3 separate regions of the Homo sapiens genome follow, and regions 1 and 3 are each linked to region 2. Evidence: chromatin contacts called from ENCODE Hi-C or POLR2A ChIA-PET data. All regions are on one chromosome and are shown on one strand. Each heading gives the region's core, a stretch centred on a gene start or an enhancer-like site at or near the end of the contact. The rest is flanking DNA. Distances are from core to core; before and after follow the strand shown. Region 1 overlaps LOC105371082 (a long non-coding RNA gene). Region 2 has its middle 88 kb from the start of ATF7IP2. Region 3 holds the start of CARHSP1 (calcium regulated heat stable protein 1).

Region 1 (3,174 bases), core at 539-3,038, 1.0 Mb after region 2:
GAGTGAAACGAATGAGTGCTTCTTCTTTAATCCTGCAACTACCCCACATGGTCAGCACTTATATTTTCACTCTTACTTGGCAGATGAAGAAATTGAGTCCTGTTAAGGAACGTGCTTAGGATCACATGCTAGGAGGTGGTCGTGCTGGAATTCAAATCCAGGCAGGTGCTAGCTTGAGAGCCACTGCTCTATAAAGCCCTTCTCAGGCCTCCACTCAGGCCAAGGGAGGAGGAAGGGCCCTCAGGCAGGAGCAGCGTGAGCAAAGGTCTGGAGCTGGGACTGAGCATGGCATGTCAGGAGAGAGAGACAAGAGCTCTGTGGCCATGGGGAGCAGCGTGAGGTCAAAATGGAGAGGCAAGAGGAGGGAGGGGTGTGGAGGTCCCTGAATGCCAGCATGAACGCTCCGGGCCTTCTGTGGGGTGGGCGGCACGGGAGAAAGGGAGTCTAGCCAGCTCCGGCTGGGTGCCCTGGCTCAAACCATCCTTGCCTCAGGCAAGGACACCTGCATGGACCCAGTCGCTCAAGTCCCAAACCAAGTCCATCCTTGAGTTCTGTCTTTGTCTCCCCTCATCGGGCCGTGGGGAGTAGAGTGAAACCGCAGCTGCAGCCTCCTGGCTAGTCTCTCCACTCCTCTGCCCCCACAGCCCAGTCTCCACGCGGCGGCCAGGGGCGTCTACTGAAAACGAAAATCAGGTCATGTCTCTCTCTTTCTCTTTCTCTCTCTCTTTTTTTTTTTTTGAGATGGAATCTCCCTCTGTTGCGCAGGCTGGAGTGCAACCACCTCCCGGGCTCAAGTGATTCTCCTGCCCCAGCCTCTCAAGTAGATGGGTTTATAGGCCACCCACTACCACGCCCGGCTAATTTTTGTATTTTTGGTAGAGACGGGGTTTTGACATGTTGGCCAGGCTGGTTTCCTGACCTCAAGTGATCCTCCCACTTTGGCATCCTAAAGTGCTGAGATTACAGATGTGAGCCACTGTGCCCAGCCTCCTCTCTCTGTCTCTCCCCACCCCTCCCCTCAAAAATGCGCATTCCTGGTACATTTAAAGCAAAATCCAAATTCCTTTAAGTGGCCTGTGAGTCTCTACCTGATCTTGCCTCACCGACCTCTTGACTGCATCACTGACTGCTCCCCCATCACTGCGCACCCATACTGGCCTTTCTGTTCCTCATACACACAGGGTCGCTCCCGCTGCAGGGCCTTAGCATTCGCCATTCCCTCTGGTGGGAGTGGCCCTTCCCCAGCCCACCAGCCCCTTCTGTCATTCAGGTCTCAGCTGAGGGAGCCTGTGCAGATAAGCCCCTCTCCCCACCCCTCCTGGTTTATTTTCTTCATCTGCATGTGCTTAGCACCCGAAATTGTCTCTTGCTCTCTCCCCATCCTTCACCAGATTATAAACTCCATAAAAGCAGGGTCTTTTGTTGGTTTTGTTCACCGCTGCATCCCAGGCATTCAGTGAGCACTTGTTGAGTGAAGAAATCAGACTCAGTCTTCCCCTCTGTAAAATGGGACCACATCAAACCTCCTGGCAGGGTAGTGGTGTGGCTCAGAGGTAACGTTTGTACACAGTTGGACTTCTTCCCTACTGGCCCAAGGACTTACCTGGCCACCCCTCCTGGAACCCAGCCTCCTCCAGCTCCCCCAAGCCCTCTGCCTTGGGAGCGGACACCTTAGCAGAAGGGCCGTCCTCCAGACCCTTTGCAGCCAGGCCTCTCTGCTCACAGATCCCTGAGGACATCCGGAGGTTGGTGCCCAGAGCCTAGCCCCAGGCTCATGCAAATTCTGTCTTCCAGTTCAGCAGCTGTGGCCTCCTTCACTCGGCCTTTTAAAAGAAATTCTTGGGCTGACTCACACTTCCTTTGTCTCCAGCTGGGTTCACTCAAGTGTCGCTGTTTTGCAAGGCTGAGGTTTGAGTCCCTCAGAAGCAATCTCTGATGCAGGGGCGCTGTGTGCTTCATTGAACTTCGAATGAAGGTCAGGCCCCCCAGAAAACCTCATACCAGGACAGTTGGGAAACTACCCCTCACTGGTGGTCAGGGCATTCTGGGTTGGAGAAACTGCTTTGGGGCTTTGGCAGGTGTTCATTTTGTCCATCCCCCTGCCTCCCACCTAACCCCATCCCAAACTCACTCAAAAAAATGCCCCTACTGCCCTGGGGGGTGCATTTCAACGTCTCATGTACCCCGCTTTTCCTTCCTTCCCTGTGAAATCAGGCGTTTGGATTCAGCGCACTGCTCAGAAGGTTTGTTTCTTTCTGTGCAAACACGTGGAGTGATGCTCTGTCTCGATTTTCTAGAACACTTCCACTTTCACAGAATTGCGGTTATTTTGAGAAAAAGGGTCTGTTACAGGTACAACAATATACTGGTACTGGTCTGCATTTCTTGTTTCTGTCCCTGGAAGAGTTTTTATGTAAATAAAGTCACACTGCTCCAGGGGAAAGGAATTCCTGAGGAATTCCCTGGAGAGAAAGGGATGAGTGATATTTAACCCATTTTCTCCCGTCTCCAGTAGAAAGAACTGGAGCTTTGGAGGCAGGCTGATTTCAGGGTCAACCTCTTCCTGGCTGTGAGGCATTGAGTAAGTTACTTAACCTCTCAAAGGGCCTGAATTTCTTGGGGGTAGATTTAGGGCACAGTTATCCCTGGATACTATTTTTGAGGGGGGAGTCGAACCTTTTTTATTTACTTATTTTTTTTAGAGACAGGGTCTTGCTCTGTCATCCAAGCTGCAGTGCAGTGGCATGATCACAGCTCACTGCAGCCTCGACTTCCTAGGCTCAAGTGATCCTACCACCTCAGCCTCCCAAGTAGCTGGGACTACAGGCACACAACACCATGCCCAGCTAATTTTTTAATTTTTTGTAGAGACGGGGGTCTCCCTGTTACCCAGCCTGGTCTTGAACTCCTGGGCTCAAGCGATCCTCCCGCTTTGGCCTCCCAAAATGTTGGGATTATAGGCGTGAGCCTGGCCTGGAACCTATTTTTAATAAATGGAAGTGAAATTCACGTAACATAAAATTAACTAATTTGAAATGAACAATTCAGTGGTGCTTAGTACATTTACAGCGTTGTGCAACTACCACCTCTCTTTAGTTGGAAAACATTTTCATCATTCCCAAAGGAAACTCTGTATCCATTAAGCAGTCATTCTCTACTCCCTCTTCTCCTTGG
Region 2 (3,299 bases), core at 334-2,833:
CCAGCACTTTGGGAGGACAAAGTGGGTGGATCACTTGAAGCCAGGAGTTGGAGACCAGGCTGGGCAACATGACAAAACCCCATCTCTACAAAAAATACAAAAATTAGCTGGGCATGGTGGCATGCACCTCTGGCCCCAGCAACTCAGGAGGCTGAGGTGGGAGGATCGCTTGGTCCTGGGAGGTGGAGGTTGCAGTGAGCTAAGATCATGCCACTGCACTCCAGCCCAGGCAACAGAGTGAGACTCTGTCTCCAAAAAAAAAAAAAAAAAAAAATTCAACCTCTAGAAGCAAAGTAGAGAATCTCATTCCTATCCAGCTGGCACTGACTATGTGGGAGTTTGACATTATGTTTAGGGGCTAAAGTTTTTTTATTCCAATAGATCATGTACGAGTTAAGGGATATTATCCATTCGAATAAAACCTTCGCCCTCTGAAAGTTCCCTGAAAATCAACTGACAAAATGTAAATGATAGAAGAAAAGGCATACACGTTTATTAGCATGTGCTGGGGAGGATCGCAGAGTGATGGCCTAATATCCCAAAGGGATACAGATTCTTCTATATCCGACTTCTTAGGGGAGAGGATCATGGAAAAGTGTGAATGATTTTAGGAGAATAGCAAAGGATTTTTATTTTTATTATCATTATTATTTTGAGACAGAGTTTTGCTCTTGTCGCCCAGGCTGGAGTGCACTGGCGCAATCTCCACCTACTACAACCTCCGCCTCCTGGGTTCAAGCAATTCTCCTGCCTCAGCCTCCCGAATAGCTGAGATTACAGGTGCCCACCACCATGCCCAGCTAATTTTTGTATTTTTAGTAGAGACGGGGTTATGCCGTGTTGGGCAGGCTGGTCTCCAACTCCTGACCTCAGGTGATCCACCCGCCTCGGCCTCCCAAAGTGCTGGGATTACAGGCGTGAGCCACAGCTCCCAGCCACAAAGGATTTTTAGGGGAATTCAATGGGCTTAGAGAACACACAGTGGCTCAGAACAAAGTCTGTTGGGTCTGCAGAGCAGAAAATGATTTGTGACAAGTCTGTTCAGGTGTGTTGGCAGACTTCAGTCAGTCTTCCTGCGATGTGAGTTCAGCTAATGAAAACTCAGGGACCGGGGTCATTGTTTTCTTCTTTTTCAGGTCCGGGCTTTAGGTAGATAAGGGAACTTCAGAGAACAACTTCATCCTGTGTTTTGGGAGACACGGAGGACTGAGCGATGAGAAGTAGGTGGGTGAGGTCAGAGAGACCTTAGGTCTTCCTCAGTTCGGCCCATCAGAGTGCCCTATTTTGGGGTATCGGTTTCTGACTCCCAACAATGGTGAAAAAATTGGGCTTGAAGTGGACTGGAAAGTTAGTAAAATTTCTTTAACTGTAGCAGGAGGAGTCATAGACACAACCTCTCAGACACCGGATTGTGGAAGGAAAGAGCTTTATTCTTCTGGGAGCATCGGCAGACTCAAGTCCTAGAAACTGAGCTCCCTGAATAAGTAATTCCTGTCCCTTTTAAGGGCTCACACCTCTAAAGGGACTGCATGAAGAGGGGGTCGTGACCGATTGGGCAAGCGAGGGGTAGGTGACTGACGGCTGCATGCACCAGTAATCACAACGAAACAGAACAGAACAGGGAGTTTCACAACGCTTCCTCATACAGTGTCTAGAATCTATAGATAACTCAAGCAGTGAGGTCAGGGGTTGAATTTTAACTACCAGGCCCGAAATGTGACGCTGGGCTGTCTGACTATGAATTTCACTTCTGCTTATTCTTTTAACTTCTACCTTTTCAGCAAACAAGAAATTAAGTATAAGACAACATGAGGAGTGGTCTCCTTTCTCATGACCACCTCCGCTAGTTCAGAGAAAGGCGCCCACAGTGACTGGGTGACCAAGATATAGTTGCCTCAGACATTTGCATTTCAAAGGGGATAAATCCAAGACCTTTGAAAAAAATGTTTCTGGGTTGTAAATCTGGCAAGAGGCTTACTTGCCTCTGAAGAGATTTATAGACACACCAAAAGATTAAAGTAAGAATTTACGACCACTAGGTTTCTCTCAGGAATACTCTAAGAGGAGGAGGATATGGTCTCTTTTCTTTTGTGGTAACAGGGGAAATTCTTTTTTTTGTTTTTTCTTTTTTCTTTTTTTTTTTCTTCAATTGGTGATACTCAATTGTCCCAAAACTCTTAGAGTGATTAGAACAGAAAAAGTTAAATATATCATTGATTTATTTTTTCGGTCTATTTTTTTCAAAATGCCATTATAAGGGTAACACAATTTTATTGTGAGGAAACTGGGGAAGTAAAGAAAATCATGAGGAAACTCAAAGCCAGCTTTTGAAGTTCATTCTAAAAGGATGAACTCAATTTGGGTCTGCTTGGTAATTATGTAAATGTCCTGTTATAATTGATAATTAACTATTTTGTGTTTTGCATCATCAAAGCCAGCTCGGTATAGTTGAATAAAAGGTACACCAAATGAAATCTCATATCTAGACTAATTTCAAGAGAACCAAAGGAAATTATTATAATTATCATGAACTTTCTAATCACTAGAACAGCATAAAACCTTTCTTTATGTAGCAAAGTACCAATGAGTGGCAGGTGCAAGATAGAGGCTGTCACAAAAGAAAGGGCAGCCTAAGAATGAGAAGTTATAGCTTCTCTTTTCTATTTCTCCTCCCAGAGGTTGAGTTCTGCATGCCCTCCGTCCCCACAATTCTACTTGACATTGCCACTGCCTTCCTCTAACCTGTCTCTGTTTCTTCCTTACATTGCTGGTGGAATGACCATTCCGTCTGACATATCAGATTATTCACTATTTCTTCCTTCTCTGTTACTCATTTGTTGAACAAGTTTACTGAGCATCTATGTGCCAGCCACTAGCCAAAATGCTGTGGCAAGACCTGGCACAGTGGTTCATGCCTATAATCCCAGCATTTTGGAAAGCTGAGGCATGGCCAATTGCTTGAGACCAAGAGTTCACAACCAGTCTGGGCAACATGGCGAAACTCTGTCTCTACAAAAAAATAAACCAGCAAACAAAAAAAGTTAGCCAGGAGTGGTGGCACACACCTGTGGTCCCAGCTACTTGAGAGGCTGGGGTGGGAGGATCACCTGAGACTGGGAGGTCGAGGCTGCAGTGAGCTGAGATCGCACCAGTGCACTCCAGCCTGGGTGACAGAGAAAGACCCTATCTCAAAAACAAAACAAAACAAAGTGCTGGGGCTATAACCATGAAAGTGATAGGAGAGAGCGCTGGTAACAGTACTCTCTTCTTCATTCTCTTCCTCCTGGCCTATCTCCTTC
Region 3 (3,700 bases), core at 810-3,309, 1.4 Mb before region 2:
GGAAGAGGCCGGAAACCCGAGGAGTGTACCGGGAACCCAAGGGGGCCTCCAACATTGCCATTGCCTGTGCCCCCATTAGCACCCCTGGACGGCCTCGACCGGACGGGCGACCCCACCCAGCAGGGAGACGGTCACCCCACCGCCACCACCCACCTGGGACCCTGCGCCCGCCCCAGTTCTCAGCCTGGACTGCCCCTCCTGCGGGAAGCCCAAGCCCTCCTTCTCAACAAGAACCCTACTCTACACGCCTCCCCCACTCAATCCCTCCATCCTTCCCTCCATTCTCGGGGGGCTTTGGCTCAGACCTGAGATTGAGCCCTGACTGGTCCCCACTCCCTCTGTGACCCCTGCCAGGCGATTTCACCGCCCCACCCGAGTTTCCTCATCTGTCAAAGGGGACAGGAGCGGTGCTGCGTCGCAGGGCTCGGACGCTGTGCAGATGGTGCCGCGAAAATGCCAAGCGCACGGCGGGCTCAGTCCACAATAGTGCGGCTGATGGTGGAAGTGTCAGGCACGGGCCCATCTGAAATCACCTTCCCTCCCATTCCTGCCCCTGCTGATGGAACACAAACCAAATGCGCTGGCTTTGCCACTCGGTGGAACAAAGACCGATCCCCTACCTAGGGGACCCACCGTCAACCACCCTCAACCCCACCCCATGGCCCCACGCCAGGCCTAGCTCAGCTCATTGAAAACATCTACTCCCAGCCGGGCTCTGCGCCTCTTTCTTGCCCTGAAGGGACCAGCATCGAGAACTCACGGTCATCACCGAGGCCACCCAGGGAGTGCAGAGGGCGGTGGGGTCTCCAAGGAGGACCCCGAGCCCAGAGGAGGGCCAAAGGCCCGAAGGGAGGGAGAACAGAGGCAGAGAGAGGCTGGAGAAGGTAGTGGCGGAAGATAACAGGAAGCCCTGCTGAGAAGTTGGGGACTTAGACGACAATGGGACTTCGGTGGACGATTTTCAGCGTGGGGTAGATCTAAGCGGATTGTTTTTCTAAGTTCCCTCTGGCTTCAGAGTGGCAGCAAATGACAGGGGCAAGCAAGACTGGGCACAGAGAGACTGAGAAATATCAAAACAGCAAGTTAAAAAACAGTAGCTTACGTGTCTCCCGGCACGGGGCTAGCTGCCTCCTTTTACTCTCACACACCCTCTCATGCCAGAAGAAGTCAGAGCCCAGTCTGCAGATGGGGAAACTGAGGCTCCGAGAGGCCTCCTATTTGGCAGAGATTTCCCCACCTATTAAGACCCAAGGCCCTGCCTGGAGCGGGACGTCTCCGCCTCCCCCAGCACACACATCCACTCCAACCCCAGAAAACCATAGGGCCGGAGGCTTCCTTTTTAAAAATCAAAAAAGAACATTTCACTTCCGGCCTGCAAACCTGAACCGCCAGCGCAGCCTGCGGAAAGGGGGCCTGTGGGCGCGGGTGAAGTTTTTCTCCAGCGCCTAAGGCACCCCCACCCCCATCCGGGCGCAAACACCCGGGCCCAGCGCGCCCGGCGGCTCCTCCTCCCCCAGATGCGGCTAATCGCGCGGCGCCAGGACGGCTCCCCACCTCCCCCGCCGGGCCTGGCCGCCGTCCCAACCTCGAGCCACAGCTGGCGCGGCCAGGCCCGGCGGGGGGTGGCTCTGCTTCCCGCGTGCGACGCCCCCCGCGCCTCGCCCCACCGCCCGGCGAGTCCCCCGTCCAGGGCTCCCGCCCAAAGGCAAAAGCAGCGGGGAGGGCGGGAAGAGCTTCCCCTGCACGCAGAGAACAGGTGGCCAGGCGGGAAGTACTACCCGACGTCCGCCTAGAATCCTTGCCGCTGTTGCCACACCCACCCCTTCCCCTGGGGAGGAGCAACCCGCGTTCCCCAAACAGGCCCCGAGAAACCCAGCCCGGAGCCCTCCTCTGCCGAGCTAGAAGACCCTGCAGGATGGGGGACGATGGAGGCAGAGGAGGCCGAGGCCCCACCCCTGCGGCTCCCGGGGCCGCGGGCCAGGGGCGCCTATCCTGGGGTCCCCGAGAAGAGCTCCCTACCCTGCAATCCGTTCTGCTCCGCCAGCCGCTTCGCTCCGACTGAGAGCGCGGAGCTGGGGAGGGGGCGTGGCCCGAGGGGGGGTGGGGCGCCGATCCCCGCCCCCAGGAGCTCCCGGCCAATGGGGCTGCGGGAGGGAGCCCGGGACGGTGGGGGCGGGCGGGGCGGGAGTGGCCCGGACAGGACCTTTGTGTCCGCGCCTTAGACTGGCGGGAGAGCGGAACGCAGAGCGCGGGACGTAGGGGCCGGGGCGGGGCGGGGCGGGGCGGAGCTGGGCTGCACCCACCAGCAGAAAACGCCCCTGCAAAGTGGGGGAACTGTGTCCCTGCGCCCGTGCAGTTCCTTCCCCTCGCCACGCGCGCCAGGTGCGGCTCCCACCTGCCTTTGGCTCTAAAATCTGTATAATCCCGGAGGGTGTCACTTTTAGCAGAAAGGAAATAAAGGAATGAAAAGAGAGACGGAAGAAAACAAGCAAAAAACAGAAAGGAGGAAAAGGGAAAGAAAAAATACACACGCACACACACACCAGAAAAACAGGGTTTTGTTTTCTCGTTGGGGATTTTGATTTTGTTCTCTTCTCTTGTTTCATTTCTAGCCTTCCTTGAGTCCTCTGTTTTTGGAGGTAAAAAATGTTACCTCTGTTTTGCAGGAGAGGAAACTGAGGCACAGAGAGGCGACCAGCCCATGGGCACGGCCAGTCGAGAGCAGCCCCTGAAGGCGAGCCTAGATCCCGGGACCAGGGTCAGCTTGGTATTTGAGGGGCGCGGGGAAGGAGAGAGGTCCCCGGAGCTCGCCCGGGACAACAGGGCCCCCGGAGGCGGCGGTGAGGACTGTGCCTGCCTCACTCTGCAGCCCCTATTGGGGCCACTGGGGAAAAGGCCCAGCAGCGAAACCAACTAGTCCAAGCCAGGCAAGGAACCGTCCTAGACGGCTGGTGGGAACAACCGCGCAGCTGCTGTGGAAAAAGCCCGGCGGTTCCTCAAACCACGAGCCCTGGAGTCTCCATAAAACCCATCAACTCCACTCCTAGGTGTCTGCGCGCCCAAGAGAAATAAAAATGTTTGTCCACACAAAAATTTACTTGAGGCCGGGTGCGGTGGCTCACGCCTGTAATTCCAGCTCTTTGGGAGGCCGAGGCAGGAGGATCACTTGAGCTCAGGAGTTGGAGACCAGCCTGGCCAACATGGCGAAACCCCGTGTCTATGAAAAATACAAAAATTTGCCGGGCTTGGTGGCGGGTGCCTGTAATCCCAGTTACTTGGGAGACTGAGGCAGGAGAATCACTTGAACCCGGGAGGTGGAGGTTGCAGTGAGCCAGGATCATGCCACTGCACTCCAGCCTGGGCGACAGCGAGTCTCCGTCTCGGGGGGGAAAAAAAGTTAAAAATAAATAAATAGGCCGGGCGCGGTGGCTCACGCCTGTAATCCCAGCACTTTGGGAGGCCGAGGCGGGCGGATCACGAGGTCAGGAGAACGAGACCACGGGGAAACCCCGTCTCTATTAAAAATATTAAAAATTAGCCGGGCGCGGTGGCGGGCCCCTGTAGTCCCAGCTACTCGGGAGGCTGAGGCAGGAGAATGGCGTGAACCCGGGAGGCGGAGCTTGCAATGAGCCGAGATAGTGCCACTGCACTCCAGCCTGCCTGGGCGACAGAGCAAGACTCCATCTCAAAAATAAATAAA

Evidence for each region. A loop is a pair of places that touch in the nucleus more often than their neighbours do. ChIA-PET counts read pairs that join two places held with the same protein, here RNA polymerase II (POLR2A). Pooled maps may share reads with other maps.
Region 1: a pooled map shows a loop between it and region 2 (8-fold over the local background). The contact joins two enhancer-like sites. A Hi-C loop is called at or near these places in 2 of 37 single-sample maps with no recorded cell type and 5 of 50 pooled maps.
Region 3: a loop to region 2 is called in a pooled map, with 6 times the contacts of the local background. The contact joins the promoter of CARHSP1 here to the enhancer-like site in region 2. A Hi-C loop is called at or near these places in 2 of 50 pooled maps. POLR2A ChIA-PET finds 5 or more read pairs at or near these places in 2 of 52 experiments (A549 and activated CD4-positive, alpha-beta T cell).

Annotation. Positions count from the first base shown.
Region 1 is chr16:11,326,868-11,330,041 of GRCh38, forward strand. All of the region lies in intron 1 of LOC105371082 (a long non-coding RNA gene), which reads left to right. Among named protein-coding and RNA genes, the nearest start is that of RMI2, 17 kb to the right of the region's middle. RefSeq lists enhancers at 479-538, 629-698, 759-818, 1,709-1,758, 1,817-2,596. Within about 2 kb of position 1,789, at least 20 of the 41 ENCODE cell types and tissues checked have a DNase peak (open chromatin) inside an H3K27ac peak, as active enhancers do.
Region 2 is chr16:10,295,953-10,299,251 of GRCh38, forward strand. No RefSeq gene overlaps it. Among named protein-coding and RNA genes, the nearest start is that of ATF7IP2, 88 kb to the right of the region's middle. RefSeq lists an enhancer at 1,836-1,885. Within about 2 kb of position 1,584, at least 5 of the 41 ENCODE cell types and tissues checked have a DNase peak (open chromatin) inside an H3K27ac peak, as active enhancers do.
Region 3 is chr16:8,866,947-8,870,646 of GRCh38, forward strand. It overlaps CARHSP1 (calcium regulated heat stable protein 1), which reads right to left and starts at 2,060. Exons shown (of 4, transcript NM_014316.4): 1 at 2,020-2,060. It overlaps CARHSP1-DT (CARHSP1 divergent transcript), which reads left to right and starts at 2,335. Exons shown (of 2, transcript NR_186721.1): 1 at 2,335-2,382; 2 at 2,667-3,093. RefSeq lists enhancers at 1-217, 1,223-1,282 and a silencer at 1,423-2,382.